2 separate regions of the Homo sapiens genome follow, and region 1 is linked to region 2. Evidence: chromatin contacts called from ENCODE POLR2A ChIA-PET data. All regions are on one chromosome and are shown on one strand. Each heading gives the region's core, a stretch centred on a gene start or an enhancer-like site at or near the end of the contact. The rest is flanking DNA. Distances are from core to core; before and after follow the strand shown.

Region 1 (5,371 bases), core at 2,820-5,319, about 12 Mb before region 2:
GGAAAGTCCAGATACTTAAGCAGAAAAAGGCAAACAGTCCAAAAGGGGAAAAGTAACTTGCCCAAATCATGCAGTTGAGGGCAGGAAGAAAGGGGGACAAAGCCAAAACCAAAACCCAGTCCCTTGTCCCAGCCCAGTGCTTTGTCTGCTACGTTACACAAACTGTGATTGTGAAATTAAAGGGTTTTTGATGGCACTGATATAAGTAAATAAATGGCTTTATGAGTTAACACATGACAAGCAATAAACTCATAAAAGGTAAATATTGACAACTGAAGATTATATATCACTATGTTTAGTGTGTGGAGAACCCAACTAGGAATTAGGAAAGCTTGCACATTCAGTCTGGTTTCTTGGCAAATCAATGAGACTTCAAACAAATCATTTTATTTCTCTGTGCTTCTGTTTCTTTTGGCTGTAGTATTTTGCTGGTTAAAGAGCACGTGATCAATGTCTATGCTTTTAAATGTCTGTCTTTATTTGAGCATGCTCAGCTGGATGTGGAAAACCTATGGTTCTCTTGGGTTTCATAAGGATCAAATCCCACAGTGATATGTAAACTTGTGTGGTTTATAGAATTATAGGACCTCAAAGCTGGGAGAGGCCTGATAAATCATATAGTGAAAATTTCCAGCCAGTGCCTGGATTTCTTTTACAGAATCTTTCTTTTATTGGACAGGTGCTCCCTTCACAATCCATGATGTAAGGAGAAAAGGGGCTTCGTTTGAAGGAAGTTAGTGTATTGTGTATGGGCGTGTACTTTCTGCTTGGGGTGTGCCTACAGGGCTATCTCACTTTCTGAAAGCGTAATAATAAGTTACTTTACCATGCATTAATTAAATGTCAGAGACCATGCTAAATGCTTTACAGAGAATATCTTTTTTAATCTGTATAAGAACCTCCTGAGGCAGATAATATTATTAACCTTACTTTTCAGATAAGGAAACTAACATTCAGAAAAGTTAAGTAACTTGCTAAAGACATGTGTCTACTAGGAGGTAGAGTCTCAAGTCTATTTCAAGCTCCTAATAAGTAAATAAATGTCTATTGAATCCAACTAATGACATCCCACTCCATATTCCCCTGCCACTGATGAGAGAGAGAAGTATAAAGTTTATGTAAATAAGACAGAAGCAATGTTTTATATAAGCATTGTGGATTTAATTCCACTAAGGGATTGATTTTTCATCTTAATGGAACTTTTTCTTCAGCTATCAAGTTTCAGTTTCAAGATCGCAAATGCTAAGAAGATATTAAAATATTTTAATACATAATTCCACTAGATCATATTTATAGGTACTGTTAATATATTACCAAATCTACTATAAACAAAACAATAAAACAAAAGGCTGGATCAATATGGAAAGTAGAGTAATAATTTAGGCCCTAAAGAAAAACTACGTAAGACATTTCTTAGAGGATTACCAGGTTTCTCTCTCTCTCTCTTTTTAAACACAGCCTAAAATAGAAAAGCAATTTATGTATTAATAAAAAAAATAGAAACCTGAGGCAGATGTAACCAGAATAGGTGAATTAACTGAAGACTGATATTCTTATTTATGTTTGTGTATTTTAAATAAAGAAGGAGTTTGACCATCTCATCTAGTTAATCATTAAAAGGAAACTCGAGCCAAACTTGTGAAGCAGGTAAAGTTTATTTTTAGACATTCAACTGGCTTCTCTTTTGGGCTCCCCTTTTCTTTTGGGGTCATCCTCCATGTCTGGTAACCTTAACCTCCCTGTCTCTTCCAGAAGGAGCAACACCCCCATGTTTTAGACCTTTACTTCTGATGTCAGGACCCTTTCTGATGCAAGTGTTAGCTAACTCCAGCTGGCTGAAGAGGAAGGAGGAGGAAGAGAAGGAGGGGGAATAATGTATTGAAGTGTGTAATAGTCAAGTCTAGGAGCAGCCCTCACCTTAGGATCTAGACATTCATATTATATAATTGGGAATCTATTTCCAGATCTCTTTGCTTTTTTTTTTTGCAAACCTCAATCCAATGGAGTCTCTAAGTGGTAGACCACAGCTGCTCCAAGCTTGCATCGTATCAGCTTAGCTATTCCTGTTGAGAAACAAGACAAGTTTCCAAGTAGTCCCAGAAAGCCAAGAATTAAGGTGTATCTGTCCCTGTCATGTGCCTATCTCTGATATTACCAGACCTGGCCCATGCAGAGTTACAGATGGGTTAATACCACCATAAGCGCATGGACCAAAGTTAGGGAAAGGATAGTTTTCCAAAGGAAATGTTAGGTCCTAGTATCATATGTGGAGAGGGGATACTTGGCAAGTAAAACAGTACCTATCTACCATGTGGCCACAACAGGGCAGATCAGGGTCCCTGGTAGGATGGAGGCAGCCATCAAGCATTATGGTATCCCTGAATAATCCCTTCCCAGTTCATATGTAAACCAATCCTCTTAAATTGTTAATGCATTTAACATAAGGATGGATTCAGCAAAACTGTATCAATAGCAAAACATGAGGGGTCTCCAGCTAGTAGCCTGTCCTGCATAGCCATCCATGACTACTGCTCTAATTGATTTTTTCTAGAATGTCTAAAGGAAGATGAAAGTAGAAAATGAGCTGTAGTGGACAAGCATTTTTAAAATGAGCCCAATAATGTAGCACTTTTGGGTGCTTGATAATTGTTGCAAATCACATTTGCCTGAGAAATTTCAATTCTATAATAATTGTACAATAGCAGAAAGATCTAGATACAAAAATATTCATTGCAGCATGGCTTGCAATAGTGAAAAATTGAAAACAATTTACATATACTTCAATAAGGAAAGGTTAAAACAATGGTATACTATGCTACTATTACCTGAAAATATTGAAAAGATGAAAAGATGTCCAATAACATTTGATGAATAAAGGTTGAAAAATACATGTAGTAAAATCTCATTTTTGTTTTTAAAAAACATATATGCATGCATGCATCCATGTATAGACAAAAAGGATTTGAAAATATACAATAAATTATAGTTAATCACATTTACCTTATGGTACTGCAGAACATCAGAACTCATTCCTCTTATCTAGCTGTAATTTTGTAATCGTTAACTAATCTCTCCCCATCCTCCCCTTCCCCCTGCCCTTCCCAGCCTCTGATAGTCACAATTCTACTTTCTATTTCACATAATAAAAGTTTTTAAAGAGGGGAATAATGGGGTGGGGGATCTGGAATATACATAAAAACTCAAAAATAATTACAAATTTGTTGCCATCAAAATATAAAAAGAAAAAAATAGTTACATCTGCAAAATGGGATTGTGTGAGGAAGTTTTTACCTTTATACATTTCTACCTTCTGTATGTTTGGATTTTTACAATAAGTATGTGTTATTTTCTAGCATCTTTTGAAGTTTTTTTCTTAAAGGCATAAGTAATATCTAAAGTTATTTTTCATCCTTCTAATGCCGTCTACACAAAGATAACGATTTTTCTTGGATGGCCCCAATCTCTCTTCTGTAAGATCTTTCCCCATTTGTCATATCCATAACTCATAACCTCCTCACCCTTCACTGCTCTCCATTTTCTCTATAAAGTGAGCCCAGTCAGTACTTGTAGGCTTGTTAAGCATTACTTCTAATAAGAAAGACTAACTTGTAAAGCAAATGTGGAAATGTACTAATATAGCATCAAGCACAAAATAGCCATTCAATAACCGAACTATTTAATTCCTTTTTTTTCACACTTCATCCTTTCCCTAATTCCAGAAAGAACTTGAACTGGGTCATAACAAAGACAAATTTAGACAGACAGATAAAGATATCTCATAGGTAGAAATAAAACTGAGTGATTATAAACTAATCACAGGAGGCTCTGTTAGTCTGATGAACAGAAACACACGTGATAAAATCACAGAGAGGTAAAATAGAAAATGAAAATCAGGATCAAGAAAAGGGAAATAAAAATATGCTGGACATCATTCAATAACTATTTGCTGATGGTAATTATAGGGATGGAAAACCCATCAGGCCTATGGAGCTAAAATTAATCAGCAAGTATTCACAGAGTGCCTACTGCTTCTATTACTGGTTCTGGCTTCCTGCCTGCCCAGTGCAGAGGCTTGAGACATTTGCGTGACATTCAGCTTGTCAAGACAGAAGGAGCAAAATAAGCAGACAGAGGCTCACTGCAGCCGCCTATACCCATCATATTGTTGGAATCATATTCAAGTGAGACAAACTCCTTCAGTGGAAGACGATAAAACTAGCTTAAAAGTTGTAAACATCACTTCATCACCCAAAAAAGGCCCAATTAAGTGGAGATACTATTTCTGCAAAGCAATCATCAATTCATTTGTGTAACATTTGAAATTTCAAAGTACAAACCCACATTCTATTAAAGGCAGGAAGTGAAACCAATAAAACTTGTAACAACTATACTTAATTTTCAGGGTTCTTTCCATTGCTGACAAACATTTTAAGTCATGTCTATTCTCTTAAAATGTAAAATATGATGTTTATGTCACTGTTAATATTTTGATAAAAAGCTATTGTCATGGACATCTGGGTTTTTTTCTGCATGCCCAGAAATCCCTTTTCTCCTATTTAAATTTAAAATCTCCAATTATTTGGAGAAGCACCTCCTCTTCTCTCTCTTTCATTTGTACCCCATTCTTAGGTGTCAGTGGTGGGCACTTGAGCTAGGCTTTGCCCATCATAGTACACATTCCTGACATCCCTTGGTCATAGTTATTGGTCCAGGGATAAGCATTTGAACCAACTAGACCAGTGAAACCCCTCCCAGGAACAACTACTAAAATTATGGGAAAAGAACTCTTTCCACTGAAGTTACTAACCTGGCAGGATGTGTTAAATCCAGGTGCCACAGGCCACCAGGTGGAGAGGTGGAGATAATCTTTCCAGAAAACAAAACAAAACAAAACAGGAAAATGAAGCTAAGGGATAAAATTTAAGCCCTTTGGACTTCATTTGAGCCCCTGAATCCAGTCATGCCTCCTGAAATTAAACTTCCCCTGGACTTTTCAGTGAATCAAAAAACTCTGTTTTTAACAGTGGGGTTTCTTATAAATGCACCAAAAAATGACCTAATGAATGTTGTCTACAAGCTTCCATTAGAAGTATTATCTTCAAGAGAAAAAAAAAACAAATAACTTGAAGAAAACCCTTCATAATTCAAGTCAGTCCTGCTAACCTCTAGGAAACCCTCCGTGACCACCATCTCCATATCCACACCCATTTTCCTAACCTTAAACACCAGATGACTTCTTGAAGCTTATGAAGTGCCCTATGCATCTAACACATTTCTGTAAGTCTGCATTGTTCTATAATGACTTGTAACCGTATCTGTCTCCATTTCCTCCAGAGAAGAGATTGTTATCATTTTGATATCCCTGCAGCCT
Region 2 (5,539 bases), core at 741-3,240:
TAGGCCAGGCGCAGTGGCACACATCTGTAATCCCAGCACTTTGGGAGGCCCAGGCGGGATCTCCCAAATGTGGATCACATTCTCAACTAGCCTAGCCAACAAGGAGAAACCCCATCTCTACTAAAAATAAAAAATTGGCTAGCGTGGTGGCACACACCTGGAATCCCAGCTACTTGGGTGGCTGAGGCACAAGAATTGATAGGACCAAAGGCTGCAGTGAGTCCTGATCATGCCACTGAACTCCAGCCTGGGAGACAGAGCAAGACTCCATTTCAAAAAAAAAGTGGGGGGAATAGATGAAATTGGTACCTGGCTTTATCCTCTCAACACTTTTTTTTACTGAACACCTTTTGGTGCCAGTATTGTTTCGGGCATTGTAGACAGCAAGGAATAAGACAAAGGAAGTCCCTACTGTCATAAAAATTAATTTTAAAAAACACATAATTTCAAGGACTCACAAATGGCATGAAGAAATTAAAACAGTGATGGGGAGGACCTATTTTTAACTGAGTGGTGAGGAAGCAGGAGGTGATATTTAAGCTGAGATTGGAAAGGTAAAGGGCCAGGCTAAAAAACATCTGGGAAAACACCATTTCAAACAAAGGAAACAACCAGTGTAAAAGCTCTAAGCCAAGGCCAAGAATGGCATGTTTGAGAAACTGAACAGACTAACTTGGCCAGAGTGTAGTGAGCAAAGGTGAGATAATAGGCTGTTAGGGCCAAATTATGTACAGACTGTTGAGTTTGTATTTTCTGGGTGAGTACAGTTTATATCTTATTCTGAATGGGTTGAGAAACAACTTCACATAGTAGTTTGATAAATGTACTGAATGGAATAAATGAAGGCATAATGTCATGCATTATTTTAATGACCCCTTATGAGACTGGGGTCACACCTATTAATTGTATTCAGTTTTCTCAATATGACCACTTTGATTACTTAATAATCTAAACAGAACATTATGAAGTTAAAGTAGGATGGCGGGCATCAAACTATGAATACAGCTGAAATAAACTGAGTGGTAGGACTACACACCAGCTCAGAAACAAGGATCTCATTAATCCAAGATGGTTATGTGTGAAATGCTAACATATGAATTCAACTAGGTCAATGTCAAATTCTAATGAAAACTACCTAGTCTATAAAATAGATTATTTCAAAATTGTAAAGAAACACTTCTAGTGTGTCATCCAACATGATGATTTTATTTGGTATGTAAACAGGCTTTTTAAAAATTATAATGGTCGCCAAGTGCGGTGGCTCACGCCTGTAATCCCAGCAGTTTGGGAGGCCGAGGTGGGCGGATCATCTGAGGTCAGGAGTTCAAGACCAGCCTGGCCAACATGGTGAAACCCCACCTCTACTAAAAATACAAAAAAAAATAAAAAAATTAGCTGGGCATGATGGTGCATGCCTGTAATCCCAGCTACTAGGGAGGCTGAAGCAGGAGAATTGCTTGAAGCCAGGAGGCAGAGATTGCAGTGAACCAAAATTGCACCACTACATTCCCACCTGGGTGACAGAGCAAGTCTCCATCTCAAAAAAAAAAAAAAAAATTCTAATGGTCATGTTTATATGAGAGTCTAAATTGTATCTGCATATTACAAAAACTGTAAAGATATATATACACACCCACACACACATTGTGGCGATATGAAAGTCCCACAATACAAGTCAATAAAGACATAAATTATTGCATATTATACAAAAATGGGAAAATGTTTACACTGGTTTATCGAGAATAATTTATACTTGCACACAAACATTATCTCTTTAATTCACCAACTTCTAAGCCACCTATTTTAACAACTTATCTAAAAGATTTTTTTTTTTTTTGAAACAGGGTCTCATTCTGTCACCCAGGGTAGACTGCAGTGGTGAGATCTCGGCTCACTGCAGCCTCAACCTTCTAGGCTCAAGCAATCCGCCCACCTCAGCCTCCTGAGTAGGAGGGACTATGGGTGTACAGGCCTGGCTAATTTTTCTATTTTTTTTTTTTTTTTGTAGATGGGGTTTCGCCTCGTTGCCCAGACTGGTCTCGAACTCCTGAGCTCAAGCAATCCACTCACCTCAGCCTCCCAAAGTGCTGGGACTACAGACTTAGCCTATCGCACCTGGCCAAGATTTTTTTCTTAATCAACCAACAGCAAATGAGATCTACAGCTCAGGAAAAAAAAAAAAAATCTTGTCTTGACATAATGAAATACCAGAACTTCACAAGTCATTAATTTCTTTTGCACTTTCATTTCCCAACTATCAGTAAAATTGCAGTTTTAGTATGTACAAGCATTTTTAGGAACACAAATATGTATATGCATTTAATAAATACTACTCAATAGAGTTGTGTACATTATTGTAGCTGCTAGTTTACCATGGAAATATAATAAATATACGCTTTTTTTTTTGAAAGGAGAGTAACTAGGCAGTACAGTACTAAGAGGACAGGCATACTAATAACTTTTTGTAGACTAAAAAAAATCCCTCCCTAAAACTGTGAGACTTCTATTTGAGCTTTCAAAAAAAAATGCACAGGATACCATCGAGCTATCTCAGTAACAGTAACTGCCTTTCTTTAACAAAAGAAGTTTAGCAAAAACTAGCAAGAAAAGAAAAGAAAAGAAAAGAAAAATAATGAAGTTTTGGCACCCAATCTCATTTGAGCCTACATCCCTGATAAAAAGAAAATTATACGGCCAGGTGCAGTGGCTCACACCTGTAATCCCAGCACTTTGGAAGGCCCAGGTGGGTGGATCACTTGAGGTCAGGAGTTTGAGACCAGCCTGGCCAATATGGTGAAACCTGGTCCCTACTAAAAACAAAATTAGCCTGGCCTGGTGGTGGACTCCTGTAATCCCAGCTACTTGGGAGGCTGAGGCACAAGAATTGCTTGAATCCGGGAGACGGAGTTTGCAGTGAGCCGAGATCACACCACCGCACTCTAGCCTGGGCTAAAGAGCGAGACTCAGTCTCAAAAAAAAAAAAAAAAGATTACAATATAGTCCAAATTGAAGGGTCTAAGTCCATGTAAATCACCAACACTCAGAATTGAAGAAACATCACTTTAAAAAAAAATAGCGCAAGCCCAAAATAGGTTTTTTTAAGGTGCTGTCACCCTACTACCAAATCAGGTTTTCCTTTTCTTTATTCCATCAGTTTATCTCCTTTCCTTTCCTACCTCCTCTGTCCCTTACCATTTTACTGTGTATTTTCACTTTACATACACAAAAATTGATTTGAAACTTACTTCATACTCTTGCATCTAAATTTGTTTCTACTTAATTCTTACAGGACTACATGGTTTTAGGTGAAATTCAAATACTTTTAGTTATAGAAACATTCATATAAGCTGTAACCAAAGACATGAGTGACAAGATTAACAGTCATTCATTCAGGAAATGTTGAGTCCCCATTATGTGCTCTCCACTGTTCTGAATACTGGGGATTCTGCAGTGAATAAAACGAAGCTCTATTCCTACTAGCACTAAAGCAACACTATGCTTGGCAAGTTCAAGACCTCAGGGAGGTCTATATGTGGCCAGAGTGGAAGAAGCCAAGGAGAAACTGGTAAGACATGAAATCAGACAAGCAGGACGTACAGACGATGAAGGGTCAAGACTTCTTGAATACTTAGGTATTAAGTATTCTGGTTTTTATAAACGATATGGAAAGCCACTAAGGGTTTGAACACAGGAGTAAAATAATCAGACTTTCATTTTCAAAAGATCGCCCTTGTTGCTGGTTTGAGAACAGAAAACAGCAGAAGCAGCATGTAGAGACTACTAAAATAATACATGCAAGAGACGATGGTTGCTTACAGAGGTGGCAGCAGATGAAGAGAGCAAATTGTGGTTACATTTATTCTTATGGCAGTTTTTAAGATAGATAAGGGACATGTTTTCATGCTAATTATTTGAATCACATGTGGGAGTATGAGAAAGAAGAGAGTCAAGAATGTCTACTAGGTTTTTGGCCAAAGAAACTGAAAGATGGAGTTGACATTTAATAGGATGAGGAAGACGGGAATGGGGACAATTACTGGGGTGGAGGGGTGATGGAGAAGAGGGAGGACAAGGAGTTCAGTTGTGACATTAAATCTGGGATGCCTATTAGAAATCTACTTAAAAATGCGGAGTACGCAAATGGATACAGAAGTCTGGAGGTAGGAAACAGATCCAGACTAAAGATAACATTTTTAGTTTGAAATATATAATTCTAGGCTGGGCGCAGTAGCTCACGCCTGTAGTCCCAGCACTTTGGGGGGCCCAGGCAGGCAGATCACTTGAGCCCAAGACCAGCCTGGGCAACATGATGAAAACCCATCTCTATAAAAATACAAAAAACTAGCCGGATGTGGTGGCACATACCTGTGGTCCCAGCTACTTGGAAGACTAAGGTAGGAGGATCACCTGAGCCCGGGAGGTCAAGGCCACAGTGAGCTAAGATCACGCCACTGTACTCCAGCCTGGAGGATGAGCAAGGCCCTGCCTCAAGAAAAAAAAACTTTTTTTTTTTTTTTTGAGACGGAGTCTCTGTCGCCAGGCTGGAGTGCAGTGGTGCGATCTTGGCTCACTGCAAGCTCCGCCTCCTGGGTTCACACCATTCTCCTGCCTCAGCCTCCCTAGTCGCTGGGACTACAAGCACCAGCCGCCACGCCTGGCTAATTTTTTTTTGTATTTTTAGTAGAGACGGGGTTTCACCATGTTAGCCAGGATGGTCTCGATCTCCTGACCTCGTGATCTGCCTGCCTCAGCCTCCCAAAGTGCTGGGATTACAGGCATGAGCCACCGCGCCTGGCCAAGAAAAAGTTTTTTAATTAAAAAAAAAAATAAGGCTGGGCGCAGTGGCTCATGCCTATAATCCCAGCACTTTGGGAGGCCAAGCTGGGCAGATCACTTGAAGTCAAGAGTTTGAGACCAGCCTGGCCATCATGGTGAAACCCAATCTCTACTAAAAATACAAAAATAAGCCGGGCGTGGTGATGGGCGCCTGTAGTCCCAGGTACTCGGGAGGCTGAGACAGGAGAATCACTTGAACCCAGGAGGCGGAGGTTGCAGTGAGCCAAGATCACGCCACTGCACTCCAGCCTGGGCAACAGAGCAAGACTCTATCTCAAAAAAAAAAAAAAATTATAAAAAAATGTAAAATATATATATATGTATATAATTCTAGCTAGACAGAATGAGATCACAGGGGACTAAAACTAAATATAAATATAGAAGAGGTCTAAACATATGTCCCTGAAACACTGCCTCATTTTTTAGAAGTTGGGGCAATGAAAAGGAACCAACAAAAGAAACTGAAAACAGGCAGTAATATGCCAGAAACAAAGGGAAGATTTCAAACATGATGTTATCAACCACATCAAATGCTGCTATTGCTTCTACATCCACTGAGATTAGGCTTGAGAACTAGGGAATTTACCACCAACAAAGTCACTCAATAATCTCAAAAAGAGCTGTTATGGTAGAATGAAAGAGAAAAAAAGCAGATTGTAGTGGATCCAAACAAGACAGGGAGCGCGGATGACAACAAATATTT

Evidence for each region. ChIA-PET counts read pairs that join two places held with the same protein, here RNA polymerase II (POLR2A).
Region 1: POLR2A ChIA-PET joins it to region 2 with 14 read pairs in activated T-cell. The contact joins two enhancer-like sites. POLR2A ChIA-PET finds 5 or more read pairs at or near these places in 2 of 52 experiments (CD4-positive, alpha-beta T cell and activated T-cell).

What each region holds. Positions count from the first base shown.
Region 1 is chr5:143,413,074-143,418,444 of GRCh38, reverse strand. It overlaps a transcript of NR3C1 not described here. Among named protein-coding and RNA genes, the nearest start is that of NR3C1, 12 kb to the right of the region's middle. Within about 2 kb of position 4,069, at least 4 of the 41 ENCODE cell types and tissues checked have a DNase peak (open chromatin) inside an H3K27ac peak, as active enhancers do.
Region 2 is chr5:131,272,747-131,278,285 of GRCh38, reverse strand. All of the region lies in intron 1 of CDC42SE2 (CDC42 small effector 2), which reads right to left. Among named protein-coding and RNA genes, the nearest start is that of CDC42SE2, 11 kb to the right of the region's middle. RefSeq lists an enhancer at 5,355-5,434. Within about 2 kb of position 1,990, at least 5 of the 41 ENCODE cell types and tissues checked have a DNase peak (open chromatin) inside an H3K27ac peak, as active enhancers do.